Linked DNA regions of Homo sapiens: all the other regions are linked to region 3. A link is a contact called in ENCODE Hi-C data. All regions are on one chromosome and are shown on one strand. The core of a region is the stretch at or near the end of the contact, and the rest is flanking DNA. Distances in the headings are between cores, read along the strand shown. Region 1 holds the start of STAT2 (signal transducer and activator of transcription 2). Region 2 holds the start of TIMELESS (timeless circadian regulator). Region 3 holds the start of OS9 (OS9 endoplasmic reticulum lectin). Region 4 holds the start of ESYT1 (extended synaptotagmin 1). Region 5 holds the start of RPS26 (ribosomal protein S26).

Region 1 (2,700 bases), core at 23-2,522, 1.3 Mb before region 3:
GCAGTAAGCAGAGATCACATCACTACACTCCAGCCTGGGTGACAAAGCAAGACTCTGTCTCAAAAGAACAACAAATTGGTTTTTGCCTGTCACCAAGCAGGCTGTCCCATGCATCTTTCTCCCCACTGTTCCCTGCTCACTGCCAGCTGGTGTCTATTTAGGAAACTGAAACTTATGCTTGTTGCAGCCTGAGCCTAACAGAACAGAATTCATGCATATTTGTGGTCTAAAAAGGTCACATGATTTTATTACAAAATAAAGAGAAATGCTTGGGGTGGGAGAGTCTTCTACTAACATGAATAACATCAGCTGCCTTTCTACCTCCAGCAGGAACAAGGGAAGGGAGGGATTGGGCAGGGGCTATTTTCATTTTAACTCTTTTAGTAGTGCTTGATTTTTAAAACTATGTATCTGTATTGCTTTTATGATACCAAAAAAAAGTTAAAAAAATGATCAGGTGGCCAGGCATGATGGCTCATGCCTGTAATCCCAGCACTTTGTGAGGCCCACAAGACGAGAGGATGGCTTGAGCCCAGGAGTTTGAGACCAAGCTTGAGCAACATAGTGAGATTCCATCTCCAAAAAAAAATTAATGATGAGGTCCCAATTCTTGAGGATTTAAGTGTCTGATATTAAAGGAGCAAGTCAGCAAAGATTCAAATATGAAAACAAAACAAAAAACCTGGTCTCCCCAAATGGATTGCAAACACTGAGGTTAAGGGCTGAAACAATTTTTTCTCATTATCTCTCATTCTTAGGCACATATTTTGCACTCAAGAAGCTTTTCTGAAATGAACTGAATTTTGTGTGTGACCTTAGGCAATCGTTTCATCTTTCAGTAGCTTATACTTTTTAACAAAACAAGGATAATAGATTTATCTATCTTTGTTTTTAGATTTATCTATCTTTGAACATCGTTTTTTGGTGAAGATAAAAAATAATGCAGAGCAGAGGGAAAAACGTCAGATACCGAACCAACATAACAATGCCAGATTCCGGGTCTCGGAAGCTGCAGGGCAGTTTTGGGAGAGGGGCATTAGGGTTAGGGAGATAGGCTGGACAGAAGAAGATCGAGGACCGAGCAGGCGACAGCTCCTATTTCAATCTGGGGACCGAAGCTACCCTCTCCAGGGGGTAACCCCTGGGGCCAGTCGCCCTTCCCTCGGAGGAACTCTCACTCTCACCCCCACCCCTACCCCAGCACACCCTCTCAGGGCCCGTACCTGATTAGGGTTGCAGTCCCCGCGCCCTCCAATGGCTCTGGTCGCGACTTCCCGTCCCTAGTATGAGCTCGGGTACTAGAACCTCGCGCCCCGCCTACAACTTCGGCTAACCCCCCTCGGACCCGCCCCCTTGTAGTTGGCAGCGGAAGTCCGGAGCGGCCCCCATTCCCAGCCGCCACCCCGACACTGGCTGCCATTCAGTCAAGCCCTTCCCAGACTGCGAGCTCACTGGCGCCGCCGCAACTCCGCCCCTCCGCAGGGCGGGACAAGCTGAGCCGAAACCACACCTGCAGCTTCAGCGATTGGTGGAGAAGTTCAAGTAGGCACTTTCTACGAGGGGAGGAGTCCAATTAGTGGACTAGCCCAAGACTGAAACAGCTGATTTTCGAGAACCCGCGCGTGAGCCCCGGAACCGAAACTAGCTTGAGGAGCCTGGAGACGCCAAGGGCTCCATGGGAAGGGGTGGGACCGGAATTTCGACGCCTTGGGATAGGAAGAGGAGGGCTGAGGTAATGAAAACAATTTTTTTTTATTTTTATTTTTTGAGACATGGTCTCGCTCTGTCACCCAGGCTGGAATGCAGCGGCGCGATCTCGGCTCGCTGCAGCCTCGACCTCCCAGGCTCAGGTGATTCTCCCGCCTCAGCCTCCCAGGTAGTTGGGACTACAAGCGTGCATAACTCCGCCAGGATAATTTTTTGTATTTATTGTAGAGACGGGGTTTCGCCATGTTGCCCAGGCTGATCTTGAACTCCTGACCTCAGGTGATCATCCCGCCTCAGCCTCTCACAGTGCTGGGATTACAGGCGTGAGCCACCGCACCTGGCTAATAGCTATTTATTGAAAGTACTGTGATAAGCATTTTAGATTCATTGTATCATTTTAAATTTACAGGGCAACTCATTGAGGTTAAAATCATTCTATCTCCTTTAGAAACTTCAAAACTGATCTTAGTTCAAGAAAGAAGTTACTATTCAGTGATCACCGAGGCTCTAACAAGTGGAGCCTAGATTCGAAACCAAACCCTGTGACTTCAACACCCAAACATTTACGTTCTTACGTTTTACTGTACAGCCTTCCTCCTGGATAAATCAGATTAAAATTTTGAAGACATGTATATAGCTTGTCAGGGTAGTACAGTTATTAATTCTGTGGTTACCACATTCTTTTATATCTCAAGACTCCCAGCCCCAGGATCTAAGTCATAGCTCTTGATTATGGCCCACCCCCAGTAGGGAGCTGAACTTACTACTTCTGATATGAAAGAAGCCAGAGTAGTTGTTTCTTCCAAGTCACTCACATCTGAGATGGCCCTCAAACCCTCCTTGGTGGTCTCCGGCTGAGAGATGTTTGCGTCTTTCTGATCTTGGTAATACTGGATCAACTGCTGAACCCCAGACCTTAATGCAGGTTTAAGTGCAGCACTGATCGCTAGACCCATAGGCCCCCCTGACATCCCAGCCATGGTCATCAGAAGG
Region 2 (2,781 bases), core at 224-2,723, 1.2 Mb before region 3:
CCAGGAGTCAGGTGCGTAAGAGATTTACAAAATGAGATTGAGAGGGTCAGGGCCAGACTGAGAGGCCACAGACACCCACCTACGGATTTAAGGCTAACTGTGGGTGGTCAAAGAGGAGTTTTAAATTTAACATCAGATGATCTACCTTTACTTTGTACAAAGTACTAGTAGGGCCGGGTGTGGTGGCTCACACCCGTAATCCCAGCACTGTGGGAGGCCGACGCGGGCGGATCATTTGAGGTCAGGAGTTCGAGACCGGCCTGGCCAACATGGTGAAACCCCATCTCTACTAAAAATACAAAAATTAGCCGGGCGTGGTGGCGGGCAGCTGTAATCCCAGCTCCTGGGGAGGCTGAGGCAGGAGAATCGCTTGAACTGGGGAGGCGGAGGTTGCAGTGAGCCGAGATCGGACCACTGCACTCCAGCCTGGGCGACAGAGCCAGACTCCATCTCAAAAACAAAACAAAACAAAACAACCAAAAAAAACAAACAGGCCAGGCGCGGTGGCTCACGCCTATAATCCCAGCACTTTGGGAGGCCGAGGCGGGCGGATCACGAAGTCAGGAGTTTGAGATCATCCTGACCAATAAGGTGAAACCCCCATCTCTACTAAAAAAAATACAAAAATTAGCCGGGCATGGTGGCGCGCGCCTGTAATCCCAGCTACTCAGGAAGCTGAGGCAAGAGAATCGCTTGAACCCGGGAGGCGGAGGTTGCAGTGAGCCGAGATGGCGCCACTGCACTCCATCCTGGGCGACAGAACGAGACTCCGTCTCAAAATAAAATAAAATAAATAAAAAATTGAAAGTACTAGTCGAAGCACGAATGGCAAAGAATTGAGAGGCTCAAGGAAAAAAGCTTCATTAGCGGCTGAGGTCCAGGTGACAAACCCGAACAAGGCAACGAAGGGAGGGAGTGAGAAATCCGTTCCATAAAACCCACGATATAAGTAAAGCGGCCTGTGAATTCCGACCACTGCTGACCGCCAGGCCACACACCGGTTTTTTTCAGGAGGTCTCAACTAGATGCTAAGCTCCGAAGTGGAACTCCCTCAGGCACTTTCTGTTCTAATTCAGGAATTCCAAGCCCCTTTCCATCACAACCCCATCCCGCGGGAGACCCAAGCTGTGCGGAGCAGCGTAGGGCTAAGCCCGCGTCCGGTGAGACCCGGGAACGCGGCGCGGGAGACTAAGGAGCAGAGTACAGAATTGCGCGTGCGCGCCTGCAGCACGAGCCCCGCCCCCTGGCTCTAAACCGGGTGGCGGGAAAAGGGACTCAGCGTTTCCCGAGAATGCCCCCATAGCTTCGAAAGGATCCCCGTGTCCGCTTAGCGCCCTCTCGCCACACACTCACTCACCCGCTCCCTGCGGGTCCTCAGAAGCCCGGAGGAGCCACCGGCCCTCTGGCGCGGGGCCGCAGCCTTTCCGCCACCAGGCTCAGCTGGACCGGTCCCCGCCTGCGCGAAGAGCGAGGCGGGGCGAGCCGGGCTGGTCCACGTGACTCCGAGCGAACTGGGGCGGAGATTGGTGAAGAAGGAAGGAAAAGGGAAGCGAGTGCAGGGACTGTTTTATGTGAGGTCGATCTAAAAATCACAGCGCTATGAATTTTCTGCTGAATTATAGTAGAATCAAAGTCCGATTAGAGGTGAATTTACAAACATTCTTCCCCTTCTTCTAGTCAAGCGGACTATTCCAAGTCTTAAATAGTTAGTTAGAAAAGTTAGGTTTTATTTGGGAGGAAGTAAAGAGCTGAAGTACAGGGAGGAATGGTCTTCTGGGATAGGGGATGTCCGTTGTATTATAGGTATAAATTTAAAGCTTTCAAAGTATGCAAGAGGCTCATAAAAGGAAGAAAGCAACCGTAAATATTCATTGAACAGTTGAGGGTCTCTTCTGGCCTCTGCTGAGATGATCTTGCCAAAAGGAAAAGAAAATAGGGCTGTGCTCTGGCCCCCTGTAATCCCAGCTACTGGGGAGGCTGAAGCAGGAAGATCGCTTGAGCCCAGGATTTCTAGACTGTAGTGTGCGATGATCGTGCCTGTGAATATCCATTGCACTCCAACCTGGTCAACATAGTAAGACCCCCTCTCAAAAAAAAAAAGAAGATAGGGCTCAAACAAATAATAATCTCCTGAATTATTAAGCATTTGAATAGAAGGAATCAATTTCTGGGGTATGAGGGAGTTAGAAGAGATTTGCTTCAAGATGAAAGGACGGATGACAGAGAAATGAAAATACACAGACACAAAACAAGAAAAAAAACACGGAACTAGTGATAAAAGCAGAAAGATGCCATTTGAGGAGTGTTTTGATTTGCTCTAAATAAATTAGAACAGAGTCAAAGCCTCTCCCCTCATGCCCCCTACTACCACCCGTTCATTTATTTGCTCCAGGAATCAGATTTCCTGTGTTGGCCTTAGGGAACAATTGTGGGGCTTAAATACCATCTGCCAGGCAGCCACAACAGTGGATGTCAGGCTGACCAGTTAAGCTGCTTAATTTTTCTAGATTCTAGGCTTGCCCAAGCTCTATTTAGGTTGGAAGCTCTTTGGCCCAGGACCTCTGAAGAGATCCATTATGTCAGAATGAACACAACCAGCCAGCGGATGTAGACAGGTTTACGTGGCTTTACAGAACAGCTAAATCCTAGTGTTCACTTTTCTCAGAGCTACTTCCCCACCCAAGTCCCTGGGGCAAGCATCCCTAAGATAAGTAGGCTATATATTCCCATTAACTTCCCCCCAATTCTTCGGTACACCTACATCCTGATCTGGGGCTAATA
Region 3 (2,700 bases), core at 26-2,525:
TTGGGATTACAGGCGTAAGCCACCGTGCCCGGCCTATTTTTAAATTTTTTATTTTTAGTGTTTTTTCCCCTCCCTTGCAATTTATGTTTCCTCTCATTTGCTTTTCCCTTCTTGTTTGTTTCTTACTTGTATATTAAAGTCCTTCCTTAAATGTCTAATGATCTCTGGCTATTTATTTTGAAGAGTAAGAACACTAAAAAGCTGATTGGAAAGTGGAATGAGGGCTGGGGCACGTAGGCCAAAGTGTTACATGTGGAATTCATTCTAGTTATCTATATCATTAAGAGAACTCTGATAAGGGTATCTTTGGGATTTTTCGTTTTGGCTGGTGAGATTCCCCAGAGAGGGTTTTCCAAAGGTATAATCAGCCTCTTGTTTACCTTTGTTTCGTAATAAATATTCTCAAGTTTGCTAAACCAGTTAACATTCTTCTGTTTGATTTCCAGCTTCCAAAATGTTGCTGTTGTTGTCTCCTTTCCCTTTCTTACGGCCTGGAGAGTAATACATAATTTCACCTTAACTGGAAGCCCATGTATGCATGTATGTATGTATGTATGTATGTATGTATGTATGTATGTATGTACGTACTTATTTGAGACGGGGTTTCGCTGTGTTGCGCAGGCTGCACTTGAACTCCTGGGCTCAGGAGATCCTCCTGCCTCAGCCTCCGGAGTAGCTGATACCACAGGTGCGTGCCACCACGTCTGGCTGCCCGCATTATTTCTCTAGGATTTTTACTGGAGGTCATTTTACTGGAGGTCAACTGCAGGATCGTATAGGAAGGTTTTGACACAAATTTTCTGATTGCCTCAAAGCAATATGTATATATGAAAAGAGGTAAGCGTCCGTATAATAATTGTTTGTTTTGCAACAAGCATTTAATAACTTTCACCGGCACTGCGCACGCTACCTATCTGCCTCAATACTCCGCCCGGCGGTGGGCAGGATATAATGCAAGAGACGTCTGAAAAAGCAATGAGATGCGCATGACAGCTGGGCGAAGACAGAGGGCAAACTTAAAAGGACCAAGCGCATAGACCACGCCTCTGAAATTGGGGAACGAGGAGGGGTTTGATCTTGTCGATGATTGGCTGGTCTCTGACCAATCACGGACAGCGATTGATATTTCTAATCGTCGTGATCCACCTCCCCAGGACCTTGGAGCCACGTTTACAAATAGGAATAGGGTACGTGGGAGGGATAGAACGTACAGCCAATAAAATCATGTGGCGCCGATGGGCGTGTTGAGGCCGCTGCCTGGCTTAGGGCGGAAACAGATTCTCTGCATAAGAAGGGGAACGAAAGATGGCGGCGGAAACGCTGCTGTCCAGTTTGTTAGGACTGCTGCTTCTGGGACTCCTGTTACCCGCAAGTCTGACCGGCGGTGTCGGGAGCCTGAACCTGGAGGAGCTGAGTGAGATGCGTTATGGGATCGAGATCCTGCCGTTGCCTGTCATGGGAGGGCAGGTGAGAGGCGTATAAGGGGCGAGGGTCTGGGCAGAAGAGGAAGCGGGTAAGAGATAGAGGAAGAAGGGCAGCTCCGGAGTCTGGGGCTGGAGCCTACGGGGAATCGGGAAGAGTAGGTATTGCTTTTACGGTGACCCCTGGGGGTCGCAGACTGAGACCAATTCTCTGGGGGCCAGGAATTGGGAGAGGTGGGGCTTCCCGCTGTCAACCTTCAGGTCTCAGTTTATGATCGAAACACCCGGACTCCGCCCCCGTGGAGAAATGGGAGCGCCCTCTCCTCTCACCCACTAAATACAGCTGGAGGGCTTATGGCTTATTCTGTCTTCGACTGATCTCTTCCCCAGGGTTTGAAGAGGGATTTCGTTGTTCTCCCTGATCCCAGCCTTTCTTTGCTTCCTTGCCCCCCGACCCTCCCTTCTTTCCCAGAGCCAATCTTCGGACGTGGTGATTGTCTCCTCTAAGTACAAACAGCGCTATGAGTGTCGCCTGCCAGCTGGAGCTATTCACTTCCAGCGTGAAAGGGAGGAGGAAACACCTGCTTACCAAGGGCCTGGGATCCCTGAGTTGTTGAGCCCAATGAGAGATGCTCCCTGCTTGCTGAAGGTGAAAGGGACTGGGTTAGATAGAATGAGGGCTTGGAAACTAGCAGTTCATCCAAGAACTGGAGTCCACTGAATGAGGCAGGATCTAGGGGACCTGTAGTGGTTAAGAAGACCACTGGAGGAGTAGACAGATTACACGGACAGGAAAGAAGCAAAGAATCCTGCAACCACTGATGACACTTTGCTGAACGTAGGAGCAGGTTAGGATAGAAGATCTCAGAAAAGGGCTAAAGCAAGATTGAGGGTCTGCGTGGGGTAGGAGGAGTACTTCCTTAAGCCTACTTGCTAAAGTCACCCCCTGCCCTATCACTCTGCTCCAGTATCCTGTTTTATTTTCATCGTAGCACTTTTCATGATCTGAAATCATATTTACTGAATCAGTTTGTTTATTTTCGGTCTGATTCCCCGCATTAGAGTGTAAACTCCATGAGGTCAAAGAATTAATCTTGTTCACAGTTGTATTCCCAGTGGCCAGAACAGTGCCAGGAATGTTCAAGAAGTTCAATTAATATTTAATTTTGGGTTCTTCTATGTTTCCCTAATATAATTGCTTCAGGGATACCATAATTTCTTATCTTTATGGAGGGCAAATAAGGATTTAAAAAATCTTTTAAAAGGGAGGAATGGAAAG
Region 4 (2,700 bases), core at 82-2,581, 1.6 Mb before region 3:
GCAGAACCAGATAAAATTTATCAGCTGCAGGCCTCATCCTGTAAGACACTTCCTCTAAGAAATGGCTAGTTTCTTCCCAGTGATCAACCCCAGTTCTTCTGCTGCATCTGACAGATTTACATAATATGCCCCATATATACTGCATTAAAAGGTAATCATCTTATGACCAACACTTCCCTCATCAACTTCCAATTAGTCTAGTTCCTAGATCCTAGGACAACACTCCACCTCTAACGCCAGTTAACTAGTAACAATAGTCATCGGTGTACCCTGCACTTTTTCCTTCCTAAACCTACACCGTACACTGTGGGACTGCACTAGTTCTGCACCTGACTGTATGGCAAACCTTCCTTCTAACTCAGGCAAATGTGAAAAGGAATTGTCTTTCCCTTACTCTTGATCCCTCATTTTAGTGTCCTAGAAGTTCTTCAGGGTCAGAAAATTATTGGAAAATGTAATAATTTGCGCTGCCTCCCTCCCTTTTGGAGCCAACTAGTCTTACATCCATCCTCTAAGATAGAGATGACTTACTAACTCTTGGAAATTTCCAAAAAGAAATAAAGCCTCACTTTCTATTCACTCTGCTTTTTTTCCCCCTTTCCCTGAAGGCTGGATTATCTCAACTCTGTAATTCTCTGACTCTCCAGTTTTCTCCAGGGTCAGTCGTTACACCACACAAAGAAGGTAGGGGATTAGGGACGGGATAGACGGGGTTAGTTTTCAAACACTTTCATTCCAAATACGATCGTATCCTTTCCTTTTGTAAGGGCAGGCAGGAAAAAGTTGAAGGATAAGGAATGTGCTTAGAGTATGAAAACTAGAGAAAGTCGGCAAAAGAACATATATATATATCCCAGACCAAATCCTGCCAAACCGAATGAGTAGAGGGAAATCCTGAAGCTCCACAACCCCTCAACTTCGCAACTTGGGCTTTCTCCAAAACCAAGAAATTGGCGGTGCAGCTCTGCATGACGTCATACCACAGGCACTCCAATCCCACGTGGGGGAGCTCTTGGTCCCGCCTCTCCTGAAATGGTGCGCCACGCCTCCTCCTCTTTATTACCAATCGAATGCCGCCCCTGAGCCCCTTTCTTCCTTTTCCCGCCATCTCAGACCTCCCATCTTGGCCTTCGGGCCCAATCAGGGAGGCCCTACCTATCCGAAACCCGGTCCGTTCCCCGCGGAAGAGGGGTGGAGTTTCAACCTTTTAACTCCACCTTGGTCTGTGCAGCGCGGACCAACCCAAATCGCCAGAAAGGAGGGGCGTGGCTTGAAGTCCCCTCCTCCATCCCGGGGATCACGTTTTGCCTGGGGGAGCTGATCGCAAGACTAGGCAACCTCCAGCCAGTCCCTGGGTCGGGCGGATCCTCCCAGAGGTGGCACAATGGAGCGATCTCCAGGAGAGGGCCCCAGCCCCAGCCCCATGGACCAGCCCTCTGCTCCCTCCGACCCCACTGACCAGCCCCCCGCTGCTCACGCAAAGCCAGACCCAGGTTCTGGGGGCCAACCTGCTGGCCCTGGCGCGGCGGGTGAGGCCCTGGCGGTGCTGACTTCATTCGGGAGGCGGTTGCTGGTGCTGATACCTGTGTATTTGGCCGGGGCAGTGGGACTCAGCGTGGGTTTCGTGCTCTTCGGCCTCGCCCTCTACCTGGGCTGGCGCCGGGTCCGCGACGAGAAAGAACGGAGCCTTCGAGCAGCGAGGCAGCTACTGGACGACGAGGAGCAGCTCACTGCGAAAACTCTCTATATGAGTCATCGAGAGCTACCTGCCTGGGTGAGCGACCACCCTCGGTCCTCTGTGCAGCATAGCCCCCTTCCACCCCTTCCATCTGGGGCTTTTCCTCCTTATGCCTAGAGTCAGCTCCCTGCCTTGGGACAGTGGGCCCCAGACTTTCCCCTCTCTCCCCGCTAGCCGCCTGCCTGCTGGACGCGCCACTCTTGGAACCGACTGCTCACTCTCCCCACCCACCCTTTCGCATGCCCAGACTGGATCCTTCCACAGAATCAGGACTTCTTCCTCTACTTGGGCAACAGCAGTAATAACATCTGGGGACCCCGTCTCAGCCGAAGCTCTCCCTCCTAGCCAAGCCATCTTGAACGTCCCTCTTGCTTTTGGTGCCACTCGCGGCTTTGCTGCTCCTGGAAATCCTGGTCCCGTTACCTCTCAAAGGTTTCCCTAGTCTTTCCCATCCTCCTCGAGACTTTTTACCTACTTAAAGCCATACGGTTCTCTCTTTTCTCGCTTTTATCCCCGGGTACCCGCTAGGACCCAGCCCCGGCCCCTGGACGACCCTCGGGCAGCCACCTTCAAGCCTCCAGCCGCCAGACTGCAGCGCGGCAGAGGCGGCTGCTGGACGGAGGGAGGGCTACGGGAGGAGGTGGTGCGGCTGCTGCAGTGCCCGCGGCGCACACTCCCCCGCACTCCTCGGCCGGCCACACCCTTTTCCGGACTGTGGGCTGCGCTTGTTCCGTTGGGGCAGAGACCCTTATTTCTGCGGCGGCCGCGTCTCCTGTGCTGAGGCGGATGCCTTCTCTCTAGTCTTGCAGAGGCGAAGCCGGTTACCCGGCCCCTCCCAGCAGAGGTGCCAGTCTAGGGGGAGAATGGCAGCAGAGAGGAATCAAAATTGACACTAGACAGACACAGCCAAGCTTCCCAGGCCCTGGACTGGAAAGGGGAGGAGAAAGAGGGCCAAATGGCTC
Region 5 (2,700 bases), core at 1-2,500, 1.7 Mb before region 3:
TATTTTTAGTAGAGGTGGGGTGTCACTATGTTGACTAGGCTGGTCTTGAACTCCTGACCTCAGGTGATCCGCCTGCCTTGGCCTCCCAAAGTGTTGGGATTACAGGCGTGAGCCACTGCACCCAGCCTAAGGCTTAAGTCTTTCCGATGGCTCTTCAGAGGTAAATGGAGCTTACACATAATCTTTCAATTAGGGGTCAGATTCACTAATGAGTGGTGAAATAATTTTCGTGGTTTTTGATCAGCATTTATTAAAATAGAGAACAGAAAGATTAAGTAAAAATAAAGAATAGAACATACCAGCACACCTATGACAAGGGTAAGTATCGTTTCATAAAGCTTGTGTTTCAGTTTTGCATGTGCATGTAATCGTGTTTGTGTGTGTACTGGGTACCAATGTAAAATGTATTCGTGCTATGAATCTGGGTGAAAAACGTTTAAGTCATTAGTCCAGGCTATTCCTCCATCCATTTGTTAGGTGACATACAGCATAGTACAGCGGAGCCAGAATACCTACTGCACGTCAGTTCTTCAATCTTTTTTTTTAATTGATTTATTTATTTTTGAGACAGAGTTTCGATCTTTTTACCCAGGCTAGAGTGCAGTGGCGCGATCTCGGCTCACTGGAAACTCCGCCTCCCAGGTTCAAGATTCTCCTGTCTTAGCCTCCTGAGTACCTGGGATTACAGGCGCCCACCACCAGGCCGGGCTAAATTCTTCAATCTTTAAAGTGAGGATAATAATAGTAGCTACCTATAGGCTTGCTCAAAGTTAAATGAGTTAATATTTATAAAGACGCTTACCACAGGGCCAGGCACTGTGCCAGAGATAAAAAGATGAATGAGAAATAGCCCCAGCCTCAATGCACTTCATTGTGGGATTTTCTCCATATTGGAAGGAGGGATTCACAAAATGCTTGTTTCCTCTCAGGCCTTCCTCTTCGTAATCCTACACCTACCTAGTAGAAGGACTGTCAGAGAAATGAGCCCAGGGCGTCCCCCGGTGGCGCAGCGCCGCCTTCGGTCTAAGCACTTGGGGCAGGGGGGAAGGGGGGGAGGGGGGAGCCTCTTGGCTTCGCACTACAATTCCCACCAAGCATCTGTCCCTCTCTGGCCTCTAATAACGAGTGCGCCTTGTGGTCCAGCGTCTGGCAACTTTCACGCCTAGCGTCGCGTATACCGGAAAACTGCATCGTCCAGAATTGCTTCCGAGTCGGCGCGGCGCAAGGCTTGCTGGGAGACACATAACCTCGATTTTCTTCCGCCATCCGGCTAAATAGTCCCATGTGCACTTTGTTCCATGGATAAATAAACACTAGGAACGCATTTCCACCCTAGATTTCAGCAGAAATGCTGAATGTAAAGGAATATTTGAGTAAAGTGAGTTGCCGTTCTTGAAGCCCGTCTCCTAAGGATTCTCCCGGTGTCCGCGTAGGGATCTCATGCTATATAGGAGGGCCCTGCCAGGCACCGTCTCCTCTCTCCGGTCCGTGCCTCCAAGATGGTGAGTCTTCTTGCGTGGTGAGGGTGGGGGTTCGGGTGCAGACTCTGGGATTGTGGGGAAGTGAGAGCCTGGAGCACGGCTGAGGGGTGGACCGAGTGTACATTTCATTTGCTCTGGGGGTCGGCGGGATTTGCGGAGAAACAGGAGATCCGAGCGGCGCCTTCCTGGAGGCTGCCGGTGCGGCTTGTGGCCGGAAAGGGACTGAGGCTGGGTGAGTTGCGCCGTTTTCCTAACAGTTTTCCCATCCTGTCGCAGACAAAGAAAAGAAGGAACAATGGTCGTGCCAAAAAGGGCCGCGGCCACGTGCAGCCTATTCGCTGCACTAACTGTGCCCGATGCGTGCCCAAGGACAAGGCCATTAAGAAATTCGTCATTCGAAACATAGTGGAGGCCGCAGCAGTCAGGGACATTTCTGAAGCGAGCGTCTTCGATGGTAAGTGGGTCACCGGCGCGAACTGTGTGAGGATCCCAGTATCTTAAAGCCTTCGCCCAACTTCGCCCTTTTGGAGGCTCTGTTCTTTGGAGCCTCTCAGGCAATTTCCACGTATTTAAGGTTGTTACTGGTAGAAGAGAATTCTCTTGTTTGCCGTTTTGATTCTTTTCTGGGCAGAGGGTGACTTTGTGATAGAGTGCACAGCCTTTACTCTGAGGTAAAGGTTTGCCTGTTTCGGTTATGAGATTGCAAAAACTAGAAACTTGGTAAATTTGACAATTCTTGTGCTATTGATTATTTGAATATTTGTGAAAATATACAGGTGAGGAAGAATGTCTTCAACGTTTCGAGAATGGAGGCCGTCTAGTTTGGTGTGCAAGGATGATGTTTGGAGCAATAAGAACGTCGCTTTGTTTTTTTCCTTTTATAGAAAGAGCAAGGTTCAGGGTAGGCATTAGGGCGGGTGTAGGTGTAGAAGGAACTGGATTATTGGTTTATTGCATTTAGAATGTCAGTCTGGTCCTTGCGGTGTCAAGATGAACTCACGTGGGATGTTAATTCACTTGTAAAACTGAGGGTTATACATATGTGCTCAGGTATTGGGCTGAACAGGTGCTTTGGGGGTGCTTTTATGTGCCCGACAGGCATTTAAATAGGTTTAGTTTTAATTGACGTAAACATGTAAGGTGCTCTTCATTCATGTAACAAAAAAGCAAGGTAGGTATATAATACCAGTATAACTCTATTTTCTATTCCTTAGCCTAT

Evidence for each region. A loop is a pair of places that touch in the nucleus more often than their neighbours do. Pooled maps may share reads with other maps.
Region 1: a loop to region 3 is called in a pooled map, with 12 times the contacts of the local background. The contact joins the promoter of STAT2 here to the promoter of OS9 in region 3. A Hi-C loop is called at or near these places in 6 of 50 pooled maps.
Region 2: a pooled map shows a loop between it and region 3 (10-fold over the local background). The contact joins the promoter of TIMELESS here to the promoter of OS9 in region 3. A Hi-C loop is called at or near these places in 5 of 50 pooled maps.
Region 4: a loop to region 3 is called in a pooled map, with 14 times the contacts of the local background. The contact joins the promoter of ESYT1 here to the promoter of OS9 in region 3. A Hi-C loop is called at or near these places in 1 of 168 maps with a recorded cell type or tissue (ovary), 1 of 37 single-sample maps with no recorded cell type and 7 of 50 pooled maps.
Region 5: a loop to region 3 is called in a pooled map, with 32 times the contacts of the local background. The contact joins the promoter of RPS26 here to the promoter of OS9 in region 3. A Hi-C loop is called at or near these places in 4 of 50 pooled maps.

What each region holds. Positions count from the first base shown.
Region 1 is chr12:56,358,835-56,361,534 of GRCh38, forward strand. It overlaps STAT2 (signal transducer and activator of transcription 2), which reads right to left and starts at 1,273. Exons shown (of 24, transcript NM_005419.4): 1 at 1,224-1,273. APOF (apolipoprotein F) reads right to left here. Exons shown (of 2, transcript NM_001638.4): 2 at 1,734-2,700. The coding sequence ends at 2,391. RefSeq lists enhancers at 140-339, 171-340, 1,416-1,595, 1,666-1,755.
Region 2 is chr12:56,447,953-56,450,733 of GRCh38, forward strand. TIMELESS (timeless circadian regulator) reads right to left here and starts at 1,474. Exons shown (of 29, transcript NM_003920.5): 1 at 1,358-1,474. It overlaps MIP (major intrinsic protein of lens fiber), which reads right to left. Exons shown (of 4, transcript NM_012064.4): 4 at 1,550-2,781. RefSeq lists enhancers at 355-875, 898-1,017, 1,128-1,217.
Region 3 is chr12:57,692,857-57,695,556 of GRCh38, forward strand. OS9 (OS9 endoplasmic reticulum lectin) reads left to right here and starts at 1,276. Exons shown (of 15, transcript NM_006812.4): 1 at 1,276-1,467; 2 at 1,894-2,070. The coding sequence starts at 1,306. RefSeq lists enhancers at 905-1,479, 1,467-1,516.
Region 4 is chr12:56,126,936-56,129,635 of GRCh38, forward strand. ESYT1 (extended synaptotagmin 1) reads left to right here and starts at 1,332. Exons shown (of 31, transcript NM_015292.3): 1 at 1,332-1,774. The coding sequence starts at 1,385. It overlaps ZC3H10 (zinc finger CCCH-type containing 10), which reads left to right. Exons shown (of 3, transcript NM_032786.3): 3 at 1-579. RefSeq lists enhancers at 1,004-1,665, 1,471-1,720, 2,041-2,140, 2,321-2,380 and a silencer at 1,201-1,270.
Region 5 is chr12:56,040,668-56,043,367 of GRCh38, forward strand. It overlaps RPS26 (ribosomal protein S26), which reads left to right and starts at 1,251. Exons shown (of 4, transcript NM_001029.5): 1 at 1,251-1,502; 2 at 1,758-1,935; 3 at 2,696-2,700. The coding sequence starts at 1,500. RefSeq lists enhancers at 972-1,761, 1,210-1,539, 1,680-1,939 and a silencer at 1,000-1,059.